2 separate regions of the Homo sapiens genome follow, and region 2 is linked to region 1. The links are chromatin contacts, found by POLR2A ChIA-PET in ENCODE. All regions are on one chromosome and are shown on one strand. The core of a region is the stretch at or near the end of the contact, and the rest is flanking DNA. Distances in the headings are between cores, read along the strand shown. Region 1 holds the start of BMNCR (bone marrow associated non-coding RNA). Region 2 overlaps LOC124904488 (a long non-coding RNA gene).

The links. ChIA-PET counts read pairs that join two places held with the same protein, here RNA polymerase II (POLR2A).
Region 2: POLR2A ChIA-PET joins it to region 1 with 10 read pairs in A673. The contact joins the enhancer-like site here to the promoter of BMNCR in region 1. POLR2A ChIA-PET finds 5 or more read pairs at or near these places in 2 of 52 experiments (A549 and A673).

The regions. Positions count from the first base shown.
Region 1 is chr1:203,404,086-203,409,171 of GRCh38, reverse strand. It overlaps BMNCR (bone marrow associated non-coding RNA), which reads left to right and starts at 1,547. Exons shown (of 3, transcript XR_001738390.3): 1 at 1,547-2,641; 2 at 3,320-3,387; 3 at 3,795-4,439.
Region 2 is chr1:203,523,260-203,529,096 of GRCh38, reverse strand. All of the region lies in intron 2 of LOC124904488 (a long non-coding RNA gene), which reads right to left. Among named protein-coding and RNA genes, the nearest start is that of OPTC, 32 kb to the right of the region's middle. Within about 2 kb of position 2,361, at least 3 of the 41 ENCODE cell types and tissues checked have a DNase peak (open chromatin) inside an H3K27ac peak, as active enhancers do.

The DNA of each region.
Region 1 (5,086 bases), core at 298-2,797:
ATGGTTCATCCTGTCTCTAGCACTATGGTGCAGCTCTTTTGTTCTGCCTAGACAGCCTAAGCAGACCCCAGAATGATTTTTCCCATCCTGAATGAAAGGTGATATGTTGATGTCATCTGTACTGCCGGTCGCCTTCTCCCTGTGTAGACACTGCCTGTCTCAGTGTAGGAGGACAATGAGGTCTCCAGGAACAAGGTCCCCGTCCAGAGGCAGGAAGACAGAGAGACCAGCAGTCCTGCCTCAGCTCATGGGCAGGGTTCACTTGAGCTGGTCCCCACCTGGAGCCCAAAATGAGTGTCTTGTGCTTTGGAGTGAACAGACATCTGGGATTCTCATTGGGGACTGTTTACTGGTTGATTTGCATGGCACATTAACAGCCCACAGCAGCCCACTTTCTGCCAGGGACTTTCAGGAACCATTTCTCCAAGCCAGCGTGGCCCTGCGCGGGCATGAGCCCTCCCCATCCCTTCTTCCCTCCCCACATCAGCCACGTGGATGTGACTCACACAGGCTCTCTGAGCCCCTGCCAGCAGCAGCCAGAGGACTGCCTGGATAAAGTTGGGATGGGCTACTTCAGGAGCAGGGAACAGTCCAGAGTCCCTGTTAGAATTCCGTGGGCCTCCGTGCCCTCCTCCTACTACTACTCCCAGTGTCGCCTGCAGCCCAAACCTCATGCAGCAGCGTCTCCCTGATGCTTGGGCGAAAGTTCATCCTTTCCTATCTGCTTCTCTCCTTTCTCCCGTAGCACATACCACAATCAGGGACAACTATGTGAGTTCTCTTGGTTTTTCCCTGTGATATTATATAAATAACCCACACTTAAAGCAGAATATTCATATATATTATTTTGTTTTATCCTCATGATCACTCTATGAGATAATTGTTATATTTCCCATTTCAAAGAAGAAGAAATTGAAGATTGAAAGATTAAGTGAGGCAAAGCATAGAGGATGTTTAGGTAGTTAAACTACTCCGCATGATCCTATAAAGGTGGATACAATTCATTATACATTTGTCCAAACTCATAGAATGTACAACACCAAGAGTGAACCTTAATGTGAACTCTGGACTTTGGGTGATAATGATGTTAAAATGTAGGTTCATCGGGTTTAGCAAATGACTGTTCCTGTGGGGGATGTTGATAGTTGGGGAGGCTGTGTGTGTGAGGGGCAGGGGATACATGGGGAACTCTGTACTTTCTACTCAATTTTGATGTAAACATAAAACTGCTCTAAAAAAAAAAAAGTCTATTTAAAAAATGCCACTCTAGGCAATACAGAGAGACCCTGTCTCTTAAAAAAAAAAAAAAAAAAAATTAGCCGGGCATGGTCATGCACTTCCATGGTCCCAGCTACTTGGGAGGCTGAGGTGGGAGGATTGCTTGAGCCCAGGAGGTTGAGGCTGCAGTGAACTATGATCACACCACTGCACTCCAGCCTGAGCAACAGAGTGAGACCCTGTCTCAAAAAATAATAATAGTAATAATAAGAAATACATAAATAAATACTTATTTTTAAAAATTTTAAGTTTTAAGTTTTTTAAAAAGTTTTCCTTGATTCCCAGAGTTTCCCTTGTTCTAAATGTACTGCATGAGCTTCTGAATGTACTTGGAGATTTACCAGTACCTCTCCTTGCCAGTTGTAGCTCCTCACCCCAGCCTGTCATCTGTCTGCCCCACCCTCCTCAACCTCTGGACTATAAGAACTCTGAGCCTTGACTTAGTTGTCTCTGTATTCTTAGCTTGCGGCAGTGTCTGACACATAGTAGATGCTGAATAAATGTCTGCTGGGAGAATGCATGAATGAATGAATGCATGGAGGAAGAGGAAGGAGAGGAAGAGAGAGAAGAAGATAGTGGGAAGGAAGAGAGGAAGAGGAAATAAAAAACAGGAAAAGGAGATGGAAGAAGAAGGAGAGTGCAGTATAGGGTCGGAAAGAAAAAAGGCATCCCTTGATTTGATCTTATCCCCTTTGTCTTCCTGGGGACTGGAAGGCCCTTCTCAGTTCCTTTCTTTTCCCTCTCCTCCCAACAGGATAAGGACTTTGGCCACAGCCCTGCCTATCCCCCAGGTATCCCCATAAAGTCTTTAACCCTTAGATATAGAACTGCTCTGTCCCTTTTCTACAAAACAAATGTGTTATTTGGGCAGAAGAGGAAAGGAGAAAATTTGAAGTGGAAAAATCTTTGGTTTGGAAATTCAGCTGACTGCCCTCATTTGGAATAAAATGTCCTTCAGTCCCTGGCTGTGTGGCAGGCAGGCCCGGCCAACAGCAACACCGGATGCCGGGAGACTGGGAGGAGGCCTGGGGATTTTCAGAGGAGCCGCCAGAGTGGTATGAACTTGGAATCCAGGAAGAGAGTGATGGGGCTCATCTCCAAGGGCTGAATCCCTATCCTCTTCCTCATCTCTGTCCAGACAGTGGTCAGTTGTCCCGATGTGTCAGGCAGAGTGCTGTCCTGGGGGCACAGACAGGACCAGGAGAAGCAAGTCCTGAGGGAGAACAGGGGCTGGGTCTGTCTCATGTCCTGAGCACCAACCTCAGCATCTGACACATGGAAGGTACCCAAGAAACATCAGCTGGGAAAAAAAAAGTAACCCTTGTCCCGAGGGGTTGACAGGAGACCCAGACTTTGCACTCAGGTTGGTCCCAGCCTAATAGTGGAGACAGAACAGATATAAAGAATGCAGCTCAAAATCGGAATACCAAGTACAAATACAAATAATATAAACCAAGGGCTGACCTATCAGAGTAGCACAGCAGACTGGCTTGGGGCCAGTGAGGTGAATTGAGAGAACCTCCCCAAACAGACCATCCTAAGTGGGCCTCTGAAGGAGCAGATGGGAATTATTTGGCTGAAGCCAGTAGGATGAGTATCAAAGTGGGGAGTTCAGACAACATAAGAACAAGAAGAGCAGGAGGCTGAGCGGGGATGGGGCAGGTCTCCAGGGCTGGAGCAAAGCACAGCTGACCCACCCTGACTGGTGTCTGCAGATGTTGTAGAAGCAGCGCTTAAGTTTACACTGGCTTGCTGGTAACCTGGGTAGCCGGGGGGAAATATCACAGTATAGTTCACAGGTTGTGTCATAATCTCCCAGATTCATCATTTTCAGCCTTGGTTGTGCTTATGGGGCTAAGGGGTGGAGGCCTAGATTTGTAACAACCCAGAGACCAAACCCATTTCCACAAGAAAGTGCACAGAGAAGACAAAGGGAAAAACGTGGTAACAGGGAAGATGTCAGAGAGATGGGAGGCTGTGCAGAGAGGGCAGCACAGGCTGCCAGTTGGCCTCTCTTGTTTTGTTTTGTTTTGCTTTGCAGGAGAGAGGGAGGTTGGAAGCGCCACTGAGAGGAGTCAGAGGAAAGTGTAAGGAGACTTGTAAAAAAAGGTATGCAGGGTGCTGTGTGCTGCCTGATCCACTGTATGTGAGTTCTGGGTTTCAGCAAAGGCCATACAGACATTAAGGCTTCTGGAGCTGGGCTAATGCTTCCTTGGACTGTGATCCCGCTGAAATCAACTTTGGAGGAAAGGAAATGAAAAGGCTCCAATTTGTATCTTCCTGGGAGTAAATGTTTCTTATCCAATATCAATTCTCTCCTTCCTTACTTAATAAAACCACAATTTGTTACCCAGACAAAAGATGACCTTTCCTTTGCTCCCTTGCAGCTAGGAGTAGCTTCCAGTAGCAGGAGCCCCTGGAAGGTTTAGGGGAAAGTCTGGATTTCCTGATATGTACCCAACCCTTGCTTTTTGTCATTTTCTTTTGTCTCCGTCCTGCCTGGAACATGTGATCAGGAGGTGGTCATGAGGATGAAAGTCATATGTGAAGGATGATGGAACAGAGGGACTAAAGGAGCCTGCCCTGGACACCCTGATTTCCTGCTATGGGGAGTGAAAAAGAAGCCATAGTCCCATGGATTCTGTTACCAGCCACTGAGTGCAATCCTACCTGATCCCATGGTCCTCACCAAGGCTGTGTCTGCTTAGGAAATGGAGAATGGTCCCCAAACCACAGCAGCAAAAATGAGTGGAAGGGTTGAGCATTATTTCCAGCCTTGGTTGCTCTGGTGATTGGTGCCTGGGAGGGGCAGGACCTCCATCCAACAGACTGTACCAGCAGAGTCGTAAGAGGTAGGACTTTGGAGATTCAGCCGTATGTTCTATGGGTGGACTGAAGGCTGAAGGAGGAAGAGGTAGAAGTGCATTGCTACCGACCTACTCCATCCCACGTGCAGACTCCCTCGACCCCCAACCCCAGGCTGTCACCTGCTCCTATATTCATTTTCTCTGAGGTTGGAGGAAAGAGAAAGGAGACAGCAATGGCCAGACTTCCCTGGGGTTCCCAAACTGGTTAGTGTGCTCTGCTCAAGTGCTGGCTCCCCGCCCCTCTCTATGCACACACTCAGCCCATGTTCACTGATTCCCATCCTACCCTCCAGTCATTTGCCTAACTGACTTTTTTTTTTCCAGGAAACCTCAGAGATGCATTGGACTTGGTCAGCAGACTTGAGTTCTATGCCCATGCCAGTCACTGACTGGCCATGACCTGAGTTGGACAAATCATGCCCACTCTAGACTTAAGTTGTTCCTTATATGGAAAAGGAAAGGAGTGCTTTGTCAGTGGTTCCCAGATACCAATTTATAAAGATTTCACTAGTCTGTGGCAAAATAATATAACAATGGCTATGAATTACTGGGTATTTCCTTTGTGTGAAGTGGTTTTCATATATTAACTCATTTAATCTCATAACCACCTGGAAAAGTATGTATTCTTATTAACACCTTCACATGATAGATGATAAAACCAAGGCTCAGAGAGGTTAAGTAACTTACCTGAAGGTCTTCATATGGTAAGTGGTAGAGCCTGGATTTGAACTCAGGTATCCTGGTCCCAGAGTCCACGTACTAAATCACTACATTACAGCTACCCATGTGATAAGGAAAAAGTAAGGAGGAGGATGATGATGTGCATGCATATTGATACACACAGACATATAATACAGTATATTTGTGTACTGTTAGTGTAAGTTTAATACTGACTTTCTGGGGAAGGACAGGGATATATATCCTTTATGTTAAGAGTGAGA
Region 2 (5,837 bases), core at 1,112-3,611, 120 kb before region 1:
GGCCAAAAAGAGGACTTGGGGTTCCACGGTAGAACAGCCAACTGAACATAGAGACAGACTGAAAACCCAGGCCTTCGGATTCCAGACTCTTGTCTCCACTGCATACATTCCCATACAAATTCACCTACACAAACTCTGTGTGCTGGAGGGGATCAGAGGCAGATCACTGAGAGGGTTCATAGATATTGAGAAGGATTGGGTAGTTGGATATTGGCTGCATCTGCTGCTGGGCTGAGAGAGGAAGAAAGCTCAGGAAGATTGCCTAGAGCTTGCCCAGCTCTGAGCCCTGGGCTCACGGTGGTGGCGGTGGGGTGGCGTATCCAGAAGCCCTCTCAAGTTGCAAGAAAGAATAGCCATGTGGGAGTGGTATGGGTGTTGGTCCCAGCCCTGCCATTGACCACTCTATGCTGCTCATTTACACAACTTCCCGGGCCTCAGTGTCTTCATCTGTAAAATGGAGACACAAAATTCCAACCATAACCATTTTATAGTATTCTCAACAAGAACCAACTAAGGCAACAGATGGAGAAGAGCATTGGAAATTGTATAAGCTCTGAAGTGCTAGGAGAGAATTTTGTGTGTTGTTTATTTTAATTAATTTTTTAAAAAATCATGGTCTGACCCACTAGGCCATTTATTGCTGACTTGGAGCTCTCTGATCCTGGGTGCTCTGAGCTTATTTCCCCACGTAGACTGCATGCTGACAGAGAAGGCTGAGGTGCTCAAATCATACTTCTCCATATTTCTGTCATTACTGTCCCACCCTACATGCCCCTCTCACCAGCAGGGCGGCTCTGCCACAGAATTTGATGAGTGGCTGATTGATAGCTTGGCCATGTGTTCGTGGGGATATTCAATTTTTCTTCCAGCATTTAGTCACTGCCTTCCCATCTGTTTGGGTATTGGGGTGGGGGTGGGGTGGGGGGGTGAGCAGCCAGTTTCTCTGCCATCCAGTGTTGGAACAGAATGGCACATGCTTCATTTGCAACAACATGGATTTAGGCTAGACTTTTTTTTTTTTTTTTTTTTAATAGGGTCTCCCTTGTCACCCAGGCTGGAGTGCCATGGCATGATCTCAGCTCACGGCAGCCACGACCTCCCGGGTTCAAGAAATCCTCCTGCCTCAGCCCCCACAAGTAGCTGGGATTACAGGCATGCACCACCATGCCTGGCTAATTTTTGTATTTTTTGTAGGGCTTTCGCCACATTATCCAGGCTGGTCTCCAGTTCCTGGGCTCAAGTGATCCGCCCGCCTCGGCCTCCCAAAGTGCTGGGGTTACAGGTCTGGCCACTGCGCGCAGCCTAGACTAGACTTTAGATAGCTTAGATTAGCTAGAAGGCCTGAGGAATGAAAAAGAAAAGAACTGTGAACTTTTGAAGTTTCCTGGCTAAGTTTTTTTGGTCTTTTATTTTCCAAAGTATTTTAGAGTAAGTTACAGGTATGATTTTTCATTCCTAGATACTTCAGTTTGTATCTTTGAAAAATTAGGGGTTTTTTTTTAGGCTAGTTAAGTAAAGTTAGGGCATTTTGTGTGTGTGTGTGTGTGGTGTATGTGTGTGTAGTGTATGTGGTATGGAGTGTATGTGAATGTACGTAAGAGGGTGTGTGTGTGGGAGTGTGTGTGCCGTGCGTGTGCTGTATAAGCTAATGTGAGTGTGTGGTGTGTGAGCTAATGTAGTGTGTGGTGTGTGAGCTTATGTGAGTGTGTGTGGTGTGTGAGCTAATGTGAGTGTGTGTGGTGTGTGAGCTAATGTAGTGTGTGGTGTGTGAGCTTATGTGAGTGTGTGTGCTGTGTAAGCTAATGTGAGTGTATGTGGTGTGTGAGCTAATGTGAGTGTGTGTGGTGTGTGAGCTAATGTGAGTGTGTCTAGGTGGGTATGTGAGTGTAGGAGTGGTGTGTGAGTGTGTGAGTGTGTGGTGTGTGAGCTTATGTGAGTGTGTGTAGGTGTGGTATGTGAGTGTAGGAGTGGTGTGTGAGAGTGTGTGGGGGGGGAGTTTGGTGTGTGAGTTTATGTGAGTGTGTCTAGGTGGGTATGTGAGTGTAGGAGTGGTGTGCAAGTGTGTGTGAGAGTGTGTGTGTTGTGTGAGCTTATGTGAGTGTCTGTAGGTGTGGTATGTGAGTGGAGGAGTGGTGTGTGAGTGTGTGTGTGTGTGTGTGTGTGTGAGAGAGAGAGAGTGCACGTTTGTGTCAAGTGCACACAGCTCTTTGAGGGGGGGTTTGGCTGCTGCTCTTCTCAGAGGCAGGGGAGTGGGCCAAGGAAGGCCTGGTTCATCCCTCCCAGCTCAGCGAAGCCCTCAGGGAGGGGAGGTGCCCCACACTGGGGCAGGGAGCAGCTGGGGAAAGTTGACTCAAGACAAAGTTCCCGGCTTCTCTTCCCTGGCGCTGCCTTTCCCTCAGGCCCTTTAGTATCCTTTGCCAGGGACTCCATAATCTCTTACTGGGAAACCGGGACAGAATCGAGTGCTGAGTGTGGTACCCAAACTGCAAATCAATGAAGTCTGAATTAAATATTGATTTCCTCCCTTTTCTTTCAGGGAAGTTTCTTGAGAGGAATTGGCTTGCTGGTTTTGTTTTTTGCTTTTTTAATTTTTCATCCTGATCCTTAAACACTACTTATGAAAGACTAATCGTGCAAGGTATAGCCTAGTCCTCTCTTACCCGCCTCCCTCTTTGACTCTGGTAGCTTTCCTCTCCAAAGATGAAATGTCAGCCATTGGGGGAAGTGGCTCATAAGAACATGACTGTCTGCCATCAGCCCACAAGGCCGTGGCTGGGCAAAGGGCAGTCCCACCCCCAGATGCCCCTTGGCTTGGACATTTAGCTCCAGATGGGAGGTCAAGACTTCATCCCAGGCCAAGTAAGCGATGCCAACTAAAGGCTCCCATCTTTAGCATGTCCTGCAAGCTTGCCAGGACTGGGGTAAGGTACTTAGGATGTCCTGGGCCGTAAAAAGACACTGGTGCTTTCCTCACTGCCCCCACATCCCCATAACATAAAGTTAAACCAGAGATAAATTAGAGTAAGGAACACCAAGAATTCTGTTTCTTCCCATAATGATGACCAGGATATCAAACAGTAAGTCACTGACAGGTTTTGGTTTGTTTGTTTGCTTTAGGGACAGGGTCTCACTTTGTCGCCCAGGCTGGAGTACAAGTGATATGACCTTGGCTCACTGCAGCCTCCACCTCCTCGGTTCAAGTGATCCTCCCACCTCAGCCTCCCAGAGTGCTGGAATTACAAGTGTGGGCCAGTGTACCTGGCCTGTGTGGGCCCATTTCTGAGGGAAGTTAGAATCTCACGCCCTGGGCCTGGTGGTCTGTGGTCTAGAAGGCTTCCCCAGCCTCCCTGGAGAACCTGCCAGTGGCAGGTTCTAGGCAGCATTTGAACCCCTCACCCCCATCCCCAAGCCCCATTCTCTTTCCTCTTGTGTGCCAGCAGCTTCCTGGGCCTCCTGCACTTTCAGCCAGCAACTGGCTATGACAGCAGAAAAAGAAAACAGCCAGGTCTCTATTCCCAGAGGACCAGTCTGTAGGGGAGGCTGTTCCGGGATGAGCTTGTTAGCAGAGAAATTTAATTTACTGCCCTCCCACCAGGCTGAAGGTTCTGTGCCTCCATAGAGTCTCCCTCCTGAGCACCCCAGGTTCTTTATGAGAAGTCCTATTGGTCTCAAGGTGAAGGTGTGGAGAATGGAAAATCTCAGGCTGGCTCAAGAGATTGCAGAGTTATCCCCAGGAGAAGATCCCAGGGCTCCAGCTTCGGTGCATCCTCCCACTCTGCCTTATTCGGCTTTGCTGGAAATTCCTCAGTCTCGGTCTCTGGAATGGGTCAAATCTGGGCTTGAATGACAGACAGCATTCATTCACAAACACCTGTTGAGGCCTATTGTGTGCCAGGAGTGCTAAGGTAAAGGAATACTGGGATAAAAACACAGCCTATAATCTGAAAGGCATCTCCCTGGGGAGACAGGCACATACGCAATGACACTATAGTGGGACAAGTGCTGCAATAGGTCTACCCACTAAAGCATGTAAGAGGGACACCTACGGCATGCATGTGGTGAGGCAGGGGTGCAGGGGGCAGGGCTGATTCTGAGCTGATCCTTATGAATGGGTTAGCCAAGTCCAAAAAAGGGTGGGGGATAGGGAAGGGTGTCTCCAGAAGAGGAAACAGCCTGGAGCAAACAGAGGGAGGCATTTAGGAGCCCCCGTGTTGTCTGCAATGGGGTGTCCAGTGCTGTGAGAGACGATAGGGTGTGCATACAGGCCTTGGCATCAAATTGCAGAGGCAGGCTGCCCAAGTGTGCTTTGGGTTCTGTGATGCTGGGAAGTCTATACAATGGGAACAAATAGGACCAGCTTCATGGGGATTTGGGGAGGTAATGAGCAAATGAGATGATCTTTATGAAGTACTTAGCACAGTGTCTAGCTAGGGGTTAGCAGTCTATATATTGCTGTTAGCAGTTCATATCATTACTGATGAATTGTATGATCTTGCAAAAGTTATTTTATAGCTCCCATCCTCAGTTTTCTCATCTGTAAAATGGCGTATTTGTTTGTTTGTTTTTCACAATCTATTCAGTTGTGAACAGATCAAGGGACTGCCTTACTGACTTTAACTTCCCATCTCCTAAGGCAGTGCCCAGTATACAAAGATCAGTCTCTTTTCCTTCCCTTTCCTTTCATTCTTCCAGCCCACTTAGGGCCTAACTGCTCAAAAGAGTGGCTATTTGTTCTCCTTTCAGTTCCGGGGACATTTTGCTCTATACTCAACTTCCAAAAATAGATCTGACTCCAAGTTCCGCACTCTTTCCACTAAACTCCAGTTGCCACAACAAATTTTTAGTCTAACAATGATGTATCGATTTTTGCCTAAAAAATTAGCAATGCATTTTTTTACAAGCCAGTGGTGGTAAGTTTACAGAGAAACAGGCAAGTTTATACATTGCTAATATAATGCTTCAGGTGCAATACATAAACCACTAAAATCCTTTAGGATAGCTAACTGATAATATGCATCAAAAACCTAAACATGTTCAGGTTATTTTTTTCTCAGTAATTCTTGATTCTGACAATCCCAAGGGAATAATCCTAACCACACAAAGAAACTGGTTGCACAAATATATTTGTTGCCACATTACTGATAATAAGGAAAAATCAGAAACAATCTGTGTAATCAATCCTAAGAGAACAGTTAACTAAATCATGATAGAGCCACTTCCTCAAATTTATGAGGTACCCAGAGTAGTCAAATTCACAGAGGCAGGAGGTAGAATGGCGGTTGCTTGGGCCTAGGGGAGAAGAGCGCAGGAAGTTGTTTTTGTTTGTTTGTTTGTTTTTTGAGACGGAGTCTGTCTCTGTTGCCCAGGCTGGAGTGCAGTGGCGTGATCTCAACTCACTGCAACCCCCGCCTCCCAGGTTCAAGCGATTCTCCTGCCTCAGCCTCTTGAGTAGCTGGGACTACAGGCGCCCGCCATCACATTCGGCTAATTTGTTTGTATTTTTAGTAGAGACGGGGTTTCACTGTGTTAGCCAGGATGGTCTCGATCTCCTGACCTCGTGATCTGCCTACTTCGGCCTCCCAAAGTGCTGGGATTACAGGCGTGAGCCACCGCGCCCGGCCTTGCATGGCCATTTCTAATGAATACCTTAATATCGTCCTCATAAAACTCCTCCTCTGGAGACAAACGAACTCCTCCTCTGAAAGGCGGTGGCTGAGTAGACCAGCTCACTTAGTTTTAGGCTTTTTAGAGTAGATCAGACACATGGAAGGGCTAGGCAAGGATGTCACCAGAAAAAGCACTCTAGAGGGCCTCTGGGTTGGTGTCATGTTCCCACA